Linked DNA regions of Homo sapiens: region 1 is linked to region 2. Evidence: chromatin contacts called from ENCODE Hi-C data. All regions are on one chromosome and are shown on one strand. Each heading gives the region's core, a stretch centred on a gene start or an enhancer-like site at or near the end of the contact. The rest is flanking DNA. Distances are from core to core; before and after follow the strand shown. Region 1 holds the start of ZCCHC7 (zinc finger CCHC-type containing 7). Region 2 holds the start of NDUFB6 (NADH:ubiquinone oxidoreductase subunit B6).

Region 1 (4,428 bases), core at 209-2,708, 4.5 Mb before region 2:
TGTGATGAATACACTTTACTTTCAAAGTAAAATTTTTCTTACTCTTAGTAAGCTGCCCTGACAGGACAGTTGAAACACAATTGTCTAAAGGGTTAAAATGTCTGTCCATTTTTCAAATGCGATGGCCACTCTGAATCAAATCTGATTGGGATGGAGAATCCAAATGTGTAAAACAAAAGTCACAAAAGACAAACAGAGCACAGTATTTCAGTGGGGGAAAAAAAATAAGCTAAATTTAGTCACTTAAGTCCCAGCTCTTCTTGGGATATATATATGATTTTTACGAGAACTAATCCTATCCGGAAACATTTCCTTCACCTTTCCCTTAGCCCTTTTCCTTCGGTCATGCAGTCTCTTACCGTGCTAATTATCATATTAATATAATCCTCACTTGCGATCCTTCCTGACTTTATTCCCCATGCTCAGATTCTCCTGAAAGCATAACGCTTTCCTAAGTATACACACAATCCATTTAAAAGTCTTTGTATGCGACAGCCTAACTATTCAAACACGAAGTCATTTCTCTAACGGTCCTAGAAAAAATTTTAAAAAGAAAAAGAAAACCACAAAGTCAAGAGCTTCTGAGGGGACCTGAAAAGTCATCAAATTGAACGCTCTCGTTTTATAGTTGGAGAAAGGAGCTCAGAGAAACTTATTCACTGAGCTAAAAAGGCCCTACTAATGCAGCCCGTAATTCAACTGTGCAATCTGAAATAATCTTAAATTCAGCTTCAATAAGAGCTTTCTGGAATCGCCAGCGAATCCGTGGGGGAGCCACGGCTAGAACCCAGGCCTCCTGATTCCCAGCCACAGCTTTTCCACCGAACCAGCAGCTCTTCCCAAAAGTTGAAGGCAACTGTCCGCTCACAGGATGGGAGGGATAAAGGGCGCCTTAGTAAACACAGTCCAAGTCTACTCGTTTTACATGAGGAAAGGGTCACAGCTCCCGAAATTTTGGATTCTACTGCTGCAGCTGCTGCTTCTGACAGCAGAGGCGGGAGGTGGCCCAGGACTACTCGGTCCTCAAAGACTGGACTCTCTCTCGGCGCGCCGGGACCTCCGCGCTTCACTGACTGGCTTCCCTAGAAGACTGGGGGCCTTGCGGGGAAATAAAAAGGGCAGACACGCCACCCTCACCGAGGCCCTAGACGCCCAGCCGCTCTAGAATCACGGCATTAGCCCTTGGAAAGCCAGGGAGACGCGGACCCCCTAGACCCGCAGCCCGGCCGCGTGGGGCGGCGCGCAGGTGACGGACCAGGAGCTGCGCCCTGCCACGAGTGAGGGGCGGACGGGAGACGTCGAGGCCGGCGAGGGGGCACGCGCTAGTTCCACAGCCCGGCGGGCAAGAAGGAGGGTAGGCAGGGGTCCCGAGCCGCGGGCGGCGGGGGTCCGTCACACACATACTCACTGCCGCAGCTGCGAACAGGAAGCACCAACCGGGAACCAAAACGCGTAGAGGGACGGGGAGGGGCGAGGACAAATGAGGTAAGGAGGCCGCGTCCGCGCAGACCCGGGAGGGAAGGCACTTCCGGGGACAACACAGCTCTAGTCACCGCCTTTCCGTCCCCGCCCACCTGCCGCGCCTGATGTGCGCATGCGTAGTGGGTGCGAACCGTTCTCTGCCCCGCCCATAATTATTAGGTTTGCCTTCCTTGCTTTCCCCCTTCCCCTTCCCAACTTCTCTTGAAGCTACCTAGGCTGCATCTATTATTTGAATGACTCGTACGAAGGAGATGCTATTTACCGGGCAAAAGCCGGGGAGTTCGTGCCCTCTACCCCCGCGAGGAAAACTACAACCCCCATGAGGACACGGGCGAGGTTGAGGCCGGGCTCCGCCTCCTTCTCCCTGGCGCTCGGTGGACGCCTTCTCAGTGCCACGTGGCGCGGGAGCCTAGCTGATCGCGTGCATGACGAGGGCCAGCGTGGCTGGCTGCTTGGCCCGCAGACCTGGGCAGCGGGAAACGCGTACTTGAGAGCGCATGGCTTCAAGCTTCTCCCTTGCGCTCATGATCTTAGGCTGGTCGCTTTTTCTTTTAGGCGGAACACAGTTCACACTGGGCGCCTCCAACTCTCTGGAATTCTAGGCAACAGATTAACACTTTGTGAATCTCGAAGAGCTGCACTCCTGCTAAATATTGGAGTTAATGCTGATCCTTTGGAAGTCTCTGAAGGTTGCAAGATTGTGCTGGGAGCCTCTGGCTTCATTTGCCCTTCTCACACCTTATTTTAATACAAGGTAAACCCATCTGTAGAACTTTAGAAATAACTGTCGACCTAAAGGAAAAACTGAGGCAAAGTTAATATAAGTGGAGAATTTATTTGGGCCAAGTTTGATGAGGGCAACCTGGGATCATCAATTCAAGTTGCCCTTAATATGTGATCCGATAAGCAGCAGTTTCAACTGAGTTCTTTGTCTTGTGAAGCTCCAGGCTTAAAGGTATCGATCCTCCCACCTCTGTCTCCCAAAGCACTGGGATCACAGGCATGAGCCATTACACTTCTTGTAGCAGCTACGAGTGAATTTTTTTCTTTCTTTATGGTTTTTTTTTTTTTTTTTTTTTTTTTTTTCCTGAGACGGAGTTTCGCAGTTGTTGCCCAGGCTGGAGTGCAATGGCGCGGTCTCGGCTCACTGCAACCTCCGCCTCCCAGATTCAAGCCATCCTCCTGCCTCAGCCTCCGAAGTAGCTGGGATTACAGGCGCCTGCCACCACGCCCAGCTAATTTTTGTATTTTTAGTAGAGTCGGGGTTTCACCATGTTGGCCAGGCTGGTCTCGAACTCCTGGCCTCGACCTGCCAAAGTGCTGGGATTAGAGGCGTGAGCCACCGCGCCCGGCCACGAGTGAATTTTTAAAGGAAAAAAGAAGAGGCTTTTGCTAAACTACATACCAAGAATTGACACTAAAATAACATAAGCTATCCATTGGCTACACATTGTTCTTTCTATCACAAATTTTAGGAACACGAAGATAAAGGGTGATGCAGGTACTGGGAAGAAAAGAACAAAATGCCTTTAAACAATTGCCACACACCCCTACCCCCCACCCCCACCCCCACCACCACCTACATGGGATGGTGCTAACTGAAGTACCATACTCAAGTCCCTCTGGGCCTGATAAAGTTTGAATGCCTGCCTGGCTAATGGGGTAGCTCTCACCTGTTTGGGAGCCCGAAGTGGGAGGATAGCTTAAGGCCGAGAATTCGAAACCAGCCGGGGTAATATAGCAAGACGCTGTCTCTACAAAAAAATTTAAAAATTTAAAAATTAACTGGGCGACTGGGCGCAGTGGCTCACGCCTGTAATCCCAGCACTTTGGGAGGCCGAGGCGGGCGGATCACCTGAGGTCAGGAGTTGGAGACCAGCCTGACCAACATGGCGAAACCCCGTCTCTAGTAAAAATACAAAATTAGCCGGGCGTGATGGCGCATGCCTGTAATCCTAGCCACTCCTGAGGTTAAGGCAGGAGAATCGCTTTAACCCGGCAGGCGGAGGTTGCAGTGAGCCGAGATTGCGCCATTGCACTCCACCCTGGGCAGCAAGAGAGAAACTCCGTGTCAAAAAAATAATAATAATAACAGGGCGTGGTGGCCCACACCTGGAGTCCCAGCTGTTCCTGGCTGAGGTTTGAACTGCGGAGGTCTAGGCTGCAGTGAGCCGAGATCGCACCATTGCACTCCAGAATGAGACCGTCTGAACAAAAATGTTTAAAGCTCAAGCAAGGTGCCTCATGGCTGTAATCCCAGCACTTTGGGAGGTTGAGGCAGGTGGATCGCTTGAGCTCAGGAGTTGGAGACCAGCCTGGGCAACATAAGAAGACCCCATCTATATTTAAAATAAGATCCTTTTCTTAATTAAAAAATTATATAAAAATAAATTTAAAAAAACAAATCTTTTTATAAAAATAAAAATAAATAAGAAATTTTAAATAGTAAAAATTAGCCAGGCGTGGTGGCACACAACTGTATTCCTAGCTACTAAGGAGGCCAAGGTGAGAAGATTGCTTGAGCCTGAGAGTTCAAGGTCATAGTGAGCTGTGATCACACCACTGCACTCCAGCCTGGATGAGAGACCCCATATCTTTAATTTTTAAAAAAATTATTTTTGCATACCTTTAACGTAACTTAGACTGCTCTGAACTATTTTTCTCCTCTCATAATGACACACTGCCAATTCATTGGCCTATTTCAATTCTCCTCAAGACAAGTGTGAGTTTGATTGTTTTCACCAACGTTTATTGAACATCTATCTGTTAAAAGACGGTGTTAGAAAGTGCAGAAAAGCTGTAAATTTTTAAGTCACTGATCTCATAGAGATAGGCATCTAGCTAGGAAAACAGTTATAGTCTAGGAGTTTGGCCAGAAAAGAATTAGAACATTTAATTAACATTATGGGGTAAGTGCTGGGAAGGAGAAGGACAAGGTACTATGAA
Region 2 (4,306 bases), core at 62-2,561:
TCCTCCACCATAGGTAGCATCTTTAAAAACCTCAATTGTTTTCATTCCCATTATTTTGAAAATTTAAGAAAATATGTATATATATTGAAATTACCACCATCTTTCTCTTTTTGGGTAAAAGCATACTGTACAAATTCCTATCCATTTTTTTTCCACTTTGTAATGTATTCTGGAGATCACACCACAGATGTATATAGAGTTCTTCCTTATTACTTTTGACGATTGTATTAGCATTTCATTGCTTTGTTGTGTGAAAGTTTTTGGGAAGCCACTGTTTTGGACTAGCTTCACGCACTAGGCCCCAGCAGACCAGACCAAACCAGAATGGAGTCGTTTGTGCTAAGTACCACACAATCAAACTGAACTTTGAAATGGGCCAGTTTCCCAAAAAATAGGAAATTCCCTTAAGTCTGAGTCAGTGAAACAAGGAAGTTTCTTCTGCTTTAACCCTAAAAGTAACTTTGAAACGATGAGTCCACTTTTTGTTCGGTTTCTGCTTTCTTCAGCCCCTATTTGCCAATAAAACCAACCGCCTCTGCTCAGCTGATCAGAACACTCATTCTACTTTATAGAATGAGGTGTTTTTTGATTCTAGAATCACGAATAAGAGTCAATTAAGATTTTTAAACTAATTCGTTGTAATGCTGTCTTTTGACTGTTGTACTACAATTTATTCAAGCAGTCCTTTATTTAGGAATTTGGGGGTAATTTCCAATATTTTGGTATTATGAATCGTGCTGAATAGTCGTGCATGCTCTTTCATATTTTCACCACACGTATTTTTGGGTGAAAGCATGAATTCATCTATGCAATTTTGCTAGATATTAAGCTACTCTTTTCACTATTCCTGTACAGATGGAGGGACAGATGAGACAGCTGCCCAGGGCACTTCAGCAGTTACTGGCATAGCTGGGATTTGAACTGGGATGTAACTATTTTCATACACTCTCTAGGTCATTCCAAGGTGGGAGAGGCAAGCAAATAATTTTGAATCTGGCCAGCATATTCACTGAAACATTTATGCTTATCCTTCCTCCTCCCAGCATACAAGTTCTTCCTTAGCAAAACCTCCAGTCCTCTAATTTAGCATACTTTCGTCTAATCTGTCACTTTCCTCAGGCCCCACAACTACGAGTACTCCTTGTCCCCACCCGGTCCTAATTTGGTCGGGTATAGCGGAGGTGGGCGTAGAGAGAACTGGAGGTGGAGACCTTTGTGCATGCCCACACACTGCTTTCCTCGCGAGGAATCTGGGGCCCTTGCAGAGGCGGAACCAGGATGTGACGTAATAACCGCGCGCGGCGCTCGGCGTTCCCGCAAGGTCGCTTTGCAGAGCGGGAGCGCGCTTAAGTAACTAGTCCGTAGTTCGAGGGTGCGCCGTGTCCTTTTGCGTTGGTACCAGCGGCGACATGACGGGGTACACTCCGGATGAGAAACTGCGGCTGCAGCAGCTGCGAGAGCTGAGAAGGCGATGGCTGAAGGACCAGGAGCTGAGCCCTCGGGAGCCGGTGCTGCCCCCACAGAAGATGGGGCCTATGGAGAAATTCTGGAATAAATTTTTGGAGAATAAATCCCCTTGGAGGAAAATGGTGAGTGACAGACCTCTCCGGTCCCCCCCAACACATCCCACTGCTGCCGGCAGCCTGAACACTGAACGTCCGCTCCCTGCAGCCACACCAAGGACTGATAACGCTCAGTGCTCTGGGACACTGGCCAGTCCCGAGAGTCCTCCTGGAGTCTCGGGAGGCAGGAGTCCAGGAATATGTATGGCTTTGAGAGAATCATGCCTTTTACTGTCAAGTACAGTGGACGGGGGCGAATTTTAATACTTAGGTTTTCCAGGACGCTGCACGTTTGGTTCTCTTTTGACTGTAGAAATCTTCCCTCAGAATAATAACCAAGGACTCGCTAGAATTAAAATTCTGTGATTTAAGTATTTGAGGACACTTGTCTGACTTTTAAGTGTGAGGTTCTAGAGACCAAGTAACACAGTATCCAACCACCAGAGGGCACAGCCAGCCCCTAGCTGATAGTACAGCCCCATGTGATCCCCGTAAAAGACAGGGTCCTGTTGGTATGCCTTGTGAGTCACATTCAAGAGCTACCTTTCTAAACTACCGTTCTGTACTTTTAACACAGTGTTTCATTAAAAAAATCGCATTTTGGGCTTTGAAGAAAATCACTCATTCAAGAACTTTATTTTCAAGGCCTCTGGGTATTTTCTTGAGGACTGTTATGGATGATAAACATCTCAGAATTGCTTTCAGTTACCTGCAACACTTACTGATGACAGGATAATAGTAGTAACAATACTACGTAACACACGGGTGCTTGCTGTGTGCTTGGCACTCTACTGGGGGTTTTACATGTGTTACTTCATTTCTTTATTCCTGTAAGGTAGATATTCCTAATCCTCATTTTAAATGTGAAGAAACTGAGGCCTACAAAGCTTCAGTGATTTGCTGGTGGTCAGGGAGCTAGGAATTGAATATGAGTTCATATTGTAATCAACATGTATCTGATTCTTACTGTGCTACAAAGTCTAGTGCAATAGAATTGTTGAAAATTTTTCTGAGAAAGTGATATTGGATACTTATTTATGGTGGTAAAATTCAACTCTTCTCCCACCCTTTGTATCCCTGACATTATCGGAATATTGGCAGTCACTGATTTAAAGTTGACATCCCATCCATCAGCAAGTGATATAAGGAAGTAAATAAATAATAATGTGTCGAAGTTCACCTTACCTTACTTTAATTTATTCTTTTATAATCATATCTGTTATAATTCTTAGATTCTGGATTGTCCCTTCCTTGAATGGATAGGTGTTTTTTAATCAAGTTGGAAGACATGGGAAAGTTCCATTTTTAGTTCTTTTTTAAAATAGTGTTGCAGAGGGCATTTTGGAGTGAGTTTGGGACACCCCATCTTAGTATGTAAAACGTCCTTTTTCCAGCATTGGCGTTGTCAAGGTTGTCTGCCTTATACCTAAAATGATGTGAGTGTCATTGATCAATAAATAAGGGAGATGACTATACCTGAAAAATTCTGTAGGTTTGATTACTCTGGTTAAATACATTAAAATTATTCTTTCATTATTTTGCTATATTTTATCTTTAACAAACTTATAATAAGGATATTTTTGGAAGTCTTTAAAAAATCTATAAATGCCTTGTTATAGTCTTGCAAAATACTGCTTAAGCATTTTGGTCTGGACTTTGTAGGTATCTTCTAGCAGACTCTGCATTTACTAAGAATATTTGAGTAGATGAGGTTACCTACAGACTATAAGAAAATATGTGCCATTTAGAGTTTTGTAAAATAGTCATGGCATTGTTACATCATTGATGCCTTTTGTTCTGCCATAAATATAAAAAATGGGATATGTTTATTTTGTGTATGTGTTTTTCCCCCCAGGTCCATGGGGTATACAAAAAGAGTATCTTTGTTTTCACTCATGTACTTGTACCTGTCTGGATTATTCATTATTACATGAAGTATCATGTTTCTGTAAGTATGTCCTTTTCAGAATTCATTTTTAATATTGTCCAAAATTACTTTCTTTGTGGCTATCTTACCCTACTTAGTGGAAATAATCTGCCACTTATAAACAGATTTTGAAGTACTTTGAATTCTCTTAGGTAAAAGGTTTAATGAAAGTTACATAATTGGGTATAGTTTTTAAAAAATATTGTCACTAGTTTACAACTTGAAATGGATTTCCTCATAGAAATTAGTATTTAAGTGATAAGAATGTAGTGACCTAATAATACTAGGGTAAATTTGGAGTCATGAATAGGAAGGGAGAAAACAATTCTGCTCCTTTTTAAAAACCTGTATCTCGTATAAGGTAAAAATTCAAAATAGACAAAGCATATCTTTGTCATCACCCAATTTCTGTTCCCTTCATTTTATCTGATTCTTCACAATTTTTATTTATTTAGAACTCAGGATGTCCAGATGCCTGCACTTTTTCACTGATACAGATCTTGCATGGGCTGATGGAACTGAGCCAGTTGTGGTATTTTAAAGGCTTGGTCTGGTGCAGGGTGTTGGATCCCAGGCAGAATGAGAAGGGCATGCATTTTGGGAAGTGGCGTGGCAGAGGGAGCAGTGGTGACTGCGTAGCCTGAAGTGTTGGAGCACAAAAGAGTGAGGAGGGCATTCGTATACCAAGAGAGGGGTGTTAGATCCTCAGTGGGTTGCAGGGGAGGAGGGTGAGCACATCTGTTTGGGGAGCAACAGTGGCAACAGCCTAGTATAGGATATTGGTACCTGAGCAGAGGGAGGAGGACATCTGGAAGAA

The links. A loop is a pair of places that touch in the nucleus more often than their neighbours do. Pooled maps may share reads with other maps.
Region 1: a loop to region 2 is called in a map of naive thymus-derived CD4-positive, alpha-beta T cell, with 12 times the contacts of the local background. The contact joins the promoter of ZCCHC7 here to the promoter of NDUFB6 in region 2. A Hi-C loop is called at or near these places in 2 of 168 maps with a recorded cell type or tissue (heart left ventricle and naive thymus-derived CD4-positive, alpha-beta T cell) and 7 of 50 pooled maps.

The regions. Positions count from the first base shown.
Region 1 is chr9:37,117,604-37,122,031 of GRCh38, reverse strand. ZCCHC7 (zinc finger CCHC-type containing 7) reads right to left here and starts at 1,458. Exons shown (of 9, transcript NM_032226.3): 1 at 1,409-1,458. LOC105376034 (a long non-coding RNA gene) reads left to right here and starts at 1,632. Exons shown (of 3, transcript NR_188580.1): 1 at 1,632-2,236. RefSeq lists an enhancer at 1,717-1,796.
Region 2 is chr9:32,570,164-32,574,469 of GRCh38, reverse strand. It overlaps NDUFB6 (NADH:ubiquinone oxidoreductase subunit B6), which reads left to right and starts at 1,311. Exons shown (of 4, transcript NM_002493.5): 1 at 1,311-1,589; 2 at 3,418-3,510. The coding sequence starts at 1,410. RefSeq lists enhancers at 904-953, 1,224-1,763.